2 separate regions of the Homo sapiens genome follow, and region 1 is linked to region 2. Evidence: chromatin contacts called from ENCODE Hi-C data. All regions are on one chromosome and are shown on one strand. Each heading gives the region's core, a stretch centred on a gene start or an enhancer-like site at or near the end of the contact. The rest is flanking DNA. Distances are from core to core; before and after follow the strand shown.

Evidence for each region. A loop is a pair of places that touch in the nucleus more often than their neighbours do.
Region 1: a loop to region 2 is called in a map of gastrocnemius medialis, with 4 times the contacts of the local background. The contact joins the promoter of PLIN1 here to the promoter of MFGE8 in region 2. A Hi-C loop is called at or near these places in 1 of 168 maps with a recorded cell type or tissue (gastrocnemius medialis).

What each region holds. Positions count from the first base shown.
Region 1 is chr15:89,677,887-89,682,382 of GRCh38, forward strand. PLIN1 (perilipin 1) reads right to left here and starts at 1,481. Exons shown (of 9, transcript NM_002666.5): 1 at 1,365-1,481. It overlaps PEX11A (peroxisomal biogenesis factor 11 alpha), which reads right to left. Exons shown (of 3, transcript NM_003847.3): 3 at 3,649-4,496.
Region 2 is chr15:88,910,684-88,914,980 of GRCh38, forward strand. MFGE8 (milk fat globule EGF and factor V/VIII domain containing) reads right to left here and starts at 2,696. Exons shown (of 8, transcript NM_005928.4): 1 at 2,564-2,696. The coding sequence starts at 2,636. RefSeq lists an enhancer at 1,906-2,437.

The DNA.
Region 1 (4,496 bases), core at 231-2,730, 770 kb after region 2:
ATTACAGGCGCCCACCACCACGCCCGGCTAGTTTTTTTTTTTTTTTCTGTTTAGTAGAGATGGGGTTTCACCATGTTGGCTAGGCTGGTGTCGAACTCCTGACCTCAAGTGATCCACCTGCCTAGACCTCCCAAAGTGCTGGGATTACAGGCATGAACCACCACACTGGCTAATTTTTGTATTTTTAGTAGAGATGGGGTTTCATCATGTTGGCCAGGCTGGTCTCGAACTCCTGGCCTCAAGTGATCTGCCCACCTTGGCCTCCCAAAGTGCTGTGATTACAGGCAAGAGCCACCATGCCCGGCCAAGAATAATGTTTCCTATAAGAGTTCAGGTTAAGAGGCCAGGCGCGGTGGCTCAGGCCTGTAATCCCGGCACTTTGGGAGTCCAAGGCAGGCAGATCACCTGAGTTCAGGAGTTCAAGACCAGCCTGGGCAACATGGTGAAACTCCGTCTCTGCTAAAAATACAAAAATTAGCCAGACGTGGTGGTGGGCAGCTGTAATCCCAGCTACTTGGGAGGCTGAGGCAGGAGGATCGCTTGAGCCTGAGAGGTGGAGGTTGCAGTGAGCTGAGATCCTGCCACTGCACTCCAGCCTGGGTGACAGAGGGAGACTCTGTCTCAAAAAAAAAAAGGAGTTCAGGTTAGGAAATAAAAAATGCAGGTAGCCATAAGAGATAAAAAGTTTTAGATAAAATCTTAAGGCTCTTAAATGAGGGTCCAAAAGAGACTAAAACAAGAAGTTTCAAGCTGGGTGCACTGGCAAGCACCTGTAATCCCAGCTACTGAGGCTGACATGGGAGAATTGCTTGAGCCCAGGAGTTTGAGATCAGCCTCGGCAATACAGTGAGATGCCCATCTCTAAAAAAATAAATAAACAAGTTAAAGGTTTCATCTTTGAAAAGGCTCTGGGTTAATTCCTCTATTTCTCTCTTTCTCTCTGTCTGTCCCTCTCCCCCTCTCCCTATCTGTTTTTTGAGACAGGGTCTCAATCTGTTGCCCAGGATGGAATGTGGTGGCACGATCATGGCTCAATGCAGCCTTGACCTCCTGGGATCAAGGTACCCTCCCACCTCAGCCTCTCATGTAGCTGGGACTACAGGCATGCACCACAATGCAGGGCTAATTTTTTCTCTTTTTTTATAGAGACAGGATCCCACTGTGTTGCCCAGGTTGTTCTTGAACTCCTGGGCTCAAGTGATCCACCTGCCTTGGCCACCTGCAGTGCTGGGATTAAAGGCATGATCCACTGTGCCTATCCAATTCCTCTATTTCTAGATTCTGGTATCTATACCAGAATCTCTCCCTCAGTAGTTTCCCTGCAGAGTTTTTCATCCCCAGCAAAATCCCCAAGAGGCCCTTACCTTCAACTTCTTCCCTTTAATGTTCATAAACAAGCCATGTAAGGCAGGTGCCCCAGGACCCCAACACTCACTCCGGCTGACCGCCACCTCAGTCTCACAGAGCCCAGGCTGCAGAGTGTCTCCTCAGGCAGAAACAATTCCTGTCACTCCTGGGAGGCTTGGGCAATGCTGCTTCCACCTCCCAGCTAGAGGAGGGCAGAGAGGGAGAGACAACAGGGTCAGCCAGTTGTCATGGTTATATGACCCAGGGTTCCCCAGGCATATCCTAACTTCTCTAAGGACATTTAGCAAACAAGGAGGTAGGTGGCAGAGCTGAAGGAGATCCAGGCTCAGAGGACTTAGTATTCCAGAGCCATGAAGCATCAGTTCTGTAATGTTCCTGCCCTCAATTCACAAAAATCTGCTTTCCAGAAAGAAGGTATAGGGATAGACATCATTAAACTCAAAAGCTCTAAAGTTCTATATACCTCTGCAATCTTTTGGCTCCTTTTCCATAGAGGGTCTTGTGGGAGTTTTCAATCCATTTCTCTCATCTTTTCTTATTTACTAGCAAGACTGAATGCTGAACAGTAAAATTTAAACCCACACAGAAGAGTTCATCTGAATGTATTCATCTTTGATTATGGAGATAAATTGCCCTCAGTGAAGAAGCGACAGAGCCGGGAGTTGAGTTTTTGACAATATAGCCTTTGAGTTGAGGGAGGAATTCCCACTTCTTAGAATTCAAAAAAATTTATTGAACTTTACCTGGCCTAAGATGCTACCAGAATGAAGAGTAGGAGAGCCAAGTAGATTTTTATTCTCCTGGGTCTGGATAAGCGACAGTGTTGACTAGGATTCTATCACTAATCAAGAGCACCCAGACAGCCAAGAATTAGCACCACTCAACCCTTCTTTACCCAGGACTCAAGCACAAGCCCAAGTTCTAGTTCCTGGCTTTAGATATGATGGAGGACTATGGTATAAGCCATAGCTTTCAGATTAACTAAGAAGGGCCTCTTCATGAAAACAGACAATAGGAAAACAAAACTTATTTTCTTTGTTGCTGGTGGAATTATATGTATTGTTGACTCTGTTAAGTCACACAGTGTGGGCAAGAGAAGAAAGAGGCAGGGGTGGGGAATTATGAAAGATCCTTGGTAATAAATTACGTATCTGTGATGCAATAAAGTAGGGAATGAGAAGGCAGGAAAGGGAGGAGTCAAGCAGGGAGGCTTCAAAGGAGTAATACGCTATACGTTTAATACTTATTGATCCAACCTGTGCTTTTCAAATGTAAGGCAGTAGAGAAGACAAAGTATTTAAAGAAGTGGCCTCTGCCCTCACCTCAAGGTTCAGCACAAATTATCTGTGAGGCTGTGACTGGACAGCAACCTGAGCCAAAGGGCAGTTTTCAGCCTTCAGAGTAGTGGCTTTGGGCCAGAGGGAACATAGGGCTTTGTGCCTGAAAGCTCTGCCAAATCAAATAGTCCTTTGGCTGCTTTAGCTGGGAGTGCAGAATGTGGGTGAGAGGTGAGAAGTGGTGAAAGGGCCTAGGAGAGTCCCGAGGGAAGACAGAAGTGTTAGTTTTCTAGCAGTAGCTTGCAGGGCATAGAGTTCTATCTTCTTTCCTTCTCCGTACCTACCTGCTTTCCCTACCCCTCCACCAAGTGAGAGCAGGGACCTAGGTCATCTTGCTCACAAGTGGATACCCAAAACCATGCATGGCACTCAAACATTCATTGTTGAATAAATGAATTGTCAGGCAACAATGCTCAGTTGTGAATGTGCTGGGCTGTACATCTACGAAGAACTTCTTCGATTTTTGGCATCCCTCATGAATGTGGAGGCTCTGGGGTGGAAAACATTAGTTACAAAGAAGGATTCACAGGGTGGTACCAGGACACCATTAAGGTTTACACAAACCTCTTAGAAGAGGTAGTATTTCCCAAACTCCCCACCACTCACCATTGCAGAGGACAAAAGTACCAAGATGGATACCACTGTAACATAACATACCACCATGAATTCAAGGCAGACTTACCTAGGCAGAAGCCAGCCAGCGATTGACAGGGCTACTGTAGAGCACCATCTCCATGGCAGCAGTCTAGATGAGTTCATTTCAGAGGTCCCTCTCAACCCAGAGGCTCTACATCTCAATCTTTCTCCATCCTCCTCCTCAGCCTGGATCTTCTAGCCCAGAGCTCGCTGTACCAACTGTGTAGGCTGATTGAGGATTATCTGATGGATTGCCTTATGTTTAACTCTTCTCTCTTCCCAGAACACACTCACAGACACAAGTCAATTTTGTCTAGAAATTTATTGAACATAGTTAATCTATTACAGTAGAGGATCTGGACAATAAAAATAGTTATTTAAGCTTTTTATTTTCCCTGACCTAGTAGCTTTCATGTCTCTTAAAATTCCCTAAATTTTATTTCTCAAATCCCATATCGTGATTGGTTAAACAGACAGCCAAGAATCTGAGTCTATTTTTTGAGAATCTCAATCACATTTCTGGGAAATGTGACTTATTGAGTACATATTTATTTTCTCATTTCCATTCAGATAAATGACACAGCTTTGCTGGGAGGACTGACATCGGCCTCCTACCTGCTGGCATCCTATTTCTCTACCTCACCTCCCTCAAACTAAAGGATCTGTAACCACATATAAAGACCCACACCCAAGATGGCAGATAGGAACACAAGTCAATGTCATTGACTCAGCATTCCATTGTCCTCTTCACTGGCTTCCTCCTGCGCTTTCCACCTCCCTCAATCACCCTAGAAATAAGATGTCTGATTTATCGTAGAAAATTGTGACTCTCTTACATCTGGAGTATTCATGAAATTTTTTTGACTGGATAAATTTTGATGAAAATTAATGTAGAATTGCCTAAATTGTTAGAAGGATTTAAATAAAACAATCTAACTGATAAGTCTAAATACTGTCTTAATTTTTTTTTAAGACACAGGGTCTTGCTCTATCACCCGGGCTGGAGTGCGGTGGAAGCTCACTGCAGCCTTGAACTCCTGGGCTCAAGTGATCCTCCTGCTTCAGCCTCCAGAGTATCTGGGACTACAGGCATACTCCACCATGCCTGGCTAATTTTTTAACACTTTGTTGTAGAGAAGGAGTCTCACTACATTG
Region 2 (4,297 bases), core at 1,446-3,945:
GGGGGTGCCAGACTGGGCAATGAGTAAAGAATGTTCCAAGAAAAGCAGATGCACAGAGGGTGTGGTATGTTGGAGCACAGTTAGATGCAGCTGGAAGGGTAGGCTGGGGCCAGACTGGGAGGGATCTGAAGAATGACAAGTTTAGTTTTTCATCCCGTAGAGCAGTGGCTTTTAACCTTCCTTCACCCTCCTCACCATTGTCCACCAGGGGGGAGAAAAAATAAAAATAAAATAAAAAACAAGAAACAAGAAACAGAGATTCTCAAGTGTGAGATGGGAGTGGGAAAGTCAGTTCCAATTGCGGGATGAAGAAGGCTGAAAAGGCCCATGTGCAGACATGCCGCTGAGCTCTCCCAGGGTGGGGAGCATCTGGTAGCTGCAGACAGGTCCCTCTGGCTGAAATGCAGAAATCCCACTGAAGAGGGTGAAGGTGGAGAGCAGGAGAGCATGGTGAGAGAGGAAGTCAGGGCAGAGGAGTGAAAAGGAAGGGTGATTTCAGAACCACCAGGGGGCAAGGGCTGGAGAGGCCACCAGGGCTTCTGGATGGGAACCTGGATGACAGATGTACACTATCAGCCCCGGTGGTGGAGAACACAGGAGAAGGAACAGGAGGGCCTGTCCTCAATCCCTTGACTCTGGTGGGTCGGCCGGGCCCAACAGGAGTCCTCTAGCCGACATTAGCATCCCAGAAGGGCTGCCCCAGACCCTACACCCAAATCTGTCATTTGGAGCAAGACATGAGACATCTTTTTGCCTTGGCCGGGCATGGTGGCTCACACCTGTAATCCCAGCACTTTGGGAGGCCGAGGTGGGAGGATCATGAGGTCAGGAGATCCAGATCATCCTGGCTAACACGGTGAAACCCCGTCTCTACTAAAAATACAAAAAATTAGCCGGGCCGGGCGTGGTGGCAGGTGCCTGTAGTCCCAGCTACTTGGGAGGCTGAGGAAAGAGAATGGCATGAACCCAGCGGGCGAAGCTTGTAGTGAGCCAAGACCGCGCCACTGCACTCCAGCCTGGGCGACACAGCAAGATTCCATCTCAAAAAGAAAAAAGAAAAAAAAAAAAACCTTTTTGCCTCCCCCTCAGAGTCACCCATCTAAGGCTGGAGAGTCCTCCTGAAATCTCAAAGCCCCTTCATCCCACTCCAGGGAAGGCAACAACACCATTAATGAGCGATCTGCCCTCAGAGCTCCCCCTCCAGGGGCCTCAGGAGCTTAAAGTGGCTCCCAAGGAGCTATTAGTCATTGGCTTTAAATAGCAGGTAATCCTTCCTCTGACCTGGCAGGCGGGGGCGAGCATTGACACAGACAGAGGCTTGGGTTGGGAATGGACTCTTCCCTCCCAACTGCACCGGCCCTCTCCCTACACTGCTCCAGGGCAAAACGGTCCAGTGGGAAAAAGGGAAAGGGAAAGGTGTACTCTACCCAGCCACGTTACCTGTGTGTAAGATAGGTATGGTGTTTCCTCCTTCTGGAAAAGGCCACATCACCCTGTATAAAAACATCTTTGGGACTTCAGAGTCCTGCTCTTTCGGGGACTTTCCAGTAACATTTGGCCAGAGTTCAGGTTGGGGGGTACAGGGAAGAGTAGAAAGGGGCTAAGAAGATCCAGCTGTCTTTCATGGTGGCCGGGGAGGGCCAGGAGCTCCCAAGTTCCTGGGAGCTTGGAGCACTCTGGAAGCTCTAGCCCCGAGGGTCAGGCAGATCACAGGACATAGGGCTGGGGCTCAGCTGTTACCTACCTTGCTTCAGTCAATCCCATTTCTATGAGAAAATGATGGAGGGGCCACCTAAAGAGTCCTGGCCCTGACTCCCTCCCAGCGCTCCACGGTGAATGGCACGGGGCATCCGCAAGTCCAGCCTGCAAGGGGCCCAGCTGGCCTCCGGAGGCCTCCTGGGAGGCGGAGGAGGACCGGGGAAGATACAGCAGCCGGCCAAGGCCGCGGGAGGGAGGGAGTCAGGAGACTCCCATCAGCAGGCAGCCCTCTTCCAAGCTCCTCGAAGCCTCTGGGTCCCCTCCCGGGCCCCACTTACGGCCTGCGTCCATTGCACCGACTCCCCGGCCCTTCCCTTATGTGACCAGGCACGGACAATTGGGAGCGCAAAAATCCAATGAACTGTCCAGCCAACTGGAGTTGGCAGGGAGATGGCCAGGACAAAGTTATCCAGACAAGACTTATCCATACTAGAGTCCTAGAATCTCCCAGGTGGAAGGGGTTCGAAAGTCAAACGCAGTTCCCTGGCCTCATTTTTCACCAGGGAAAAGAGAGGCCCGACACAGCGGATTCCTTTGTCATTATCTGTAAGCCGCATCCCTGGGGGCGGCAGGGCTGTCACCCGATGTCCCGAGTCCCAGCCCAAAAGCCCCAGCGCAGAGACAGCAGGGCCGCATCCCCCTGTCCCGCCAGGGCGCAGCGGAAGAAGCCGCCCCTCTGCCCAGCCCGGTCCCCGGGGCTTTGTCTAAGTTTGTCAACAGTGGAGGTGGAGGGCGGGCGCCGGGCAAACTTCCGAGCGGCGCGGGGAGGAGGGGCGAGGGGCAGAGGGCGGCGCGATCCACTCACCCAGGGCGACGAGGAGGCTGGGGGCGCAGAGCAGCGCGCCGCACAGCGCGGCCAGCAGGCGGGGGCGCGGCATGCTGCGGGGACGCGGGCGCTGGAATGGGCACGCTGGGCTGCTCAGACCCCGCGGGGTTCTGGCGCCTTCTCCTCTGGGACCGGAATAAATCAGGCGGCTCAGCACCTCCCACTGGCCGTGCGCTCCGCCCAAGCTGGCCAGAGGCGGACTGGGGGCGGGGCTCCGCGGCTGGGAGGGAATTGGTTGAAAGGAATTGGGGGGCGCGGGGGTGGTCCGCGATATCTGCCTCTTCCGCCACTGCCACACCGGCGTCCCGCGTCGTGCCAACGGCCGGGTCACGAGTCTTGAGTCTGTTGGGCGGGAAAAGTTCAGGAGTTTTGTTTTTAAGATTTTTAGACTTGAAAAGATGCTAACTCTTTATTCATAATCAGATAGATGCAAATTAAAACTACAATGAGCATCGTGTTTCCCTTCTCGGATCGGCAAGTATCAAGATGTTAACAAGGTTAGTGGAGGCTGTGGGGAACAGGTCCAAGCATGCTTCGCTGAAGACAGTATAAATTAGTTCAACTTCCCTAGAGGGCTATTTGGTAACACCTATCAAAACGACAAATGCTGACACCTTAAGACCTAGCATTTCCACATAGAGAGATTCATTCTACAGAAACTCCCATGTGCAAAATGACAGATATACAAAGATAGCATAGCAACATTGTCTGAAATGGTAAAATACTAAAAAAAAAAAATCAGCGAAGGTTTCTGTAAAGGGCCTAATAGAAAATGTTCTCTGATATGTAGGCCCTGAGTCTCTGTAGCAGCTATTCATCTCTGCCTTTGTTGCAAGAAAGGCACCATAGACAAAATGCGAGGAAATGGGCACCTGTTTGCCGAAAGGGAATAAAACAAAGCAAGCCTGTCACCGTTGACTTTTTACTAAATGATTTGTACTTATCATGTGCAAATATTACCTGTTTACAAATAAGTGATTTTAATAATAGTGTTTTGGCTGGGTGCGGTGGCTCACACCTGTAATCCCAGCACTTTGGGAGGCCGAGGCACGTGGAACACCTGAGGTCGGAGTTCAAGACCAGCCTGGCCAAGATGGTGAAACCCCGTCTCTACTAAAAATACAAAAATTAGCCGGGCGCAGTGGCAGGTGCCTGTAATCCCAGCTACTCGGGAGGCTGAGGCAGGAGAATCGCTTGAACCCAGGCGGCAGAGGTCCCAGTGAGCCGAGATCATGCCACTGCACTCCAGCCTGGGTGACACAGTGAGACTCTGTCTCTAATAATAATAATAATAATAATAATAATAATAATAATAATAATGCTTCAGGCTGGGAGTGGTGACTCAAGCCTGTAATGCCAGCTCTTGGGGAGGCCGAGGTAGGCATATCACTTAAGCTCAAGAGTTCGAGACCTTCCTGGGCAACATGGCAAAACCCTGTTTCTACAAAAAAAGAAATACAAAAATATTCCAGGCGCATGCCTGTAGTCCCAGCTACTCAGGAGGCTGAGGTGGGAAGATCGCTTGATCCCAAGAGGTCGAGGCTGCAGTGAGCCACGATTGCACCACTGCACTCCAGCCTGGGCAACAGAGCGAGACTGTCTCAAAAAATAATAACAATACTAATACTAATAAGTATTTAAGTCAGACTAGCCAACAAACAAAATAGAACAGTCACACATCTCCCCTCCTAGCTGTGTTGAGACCTAAGTTGG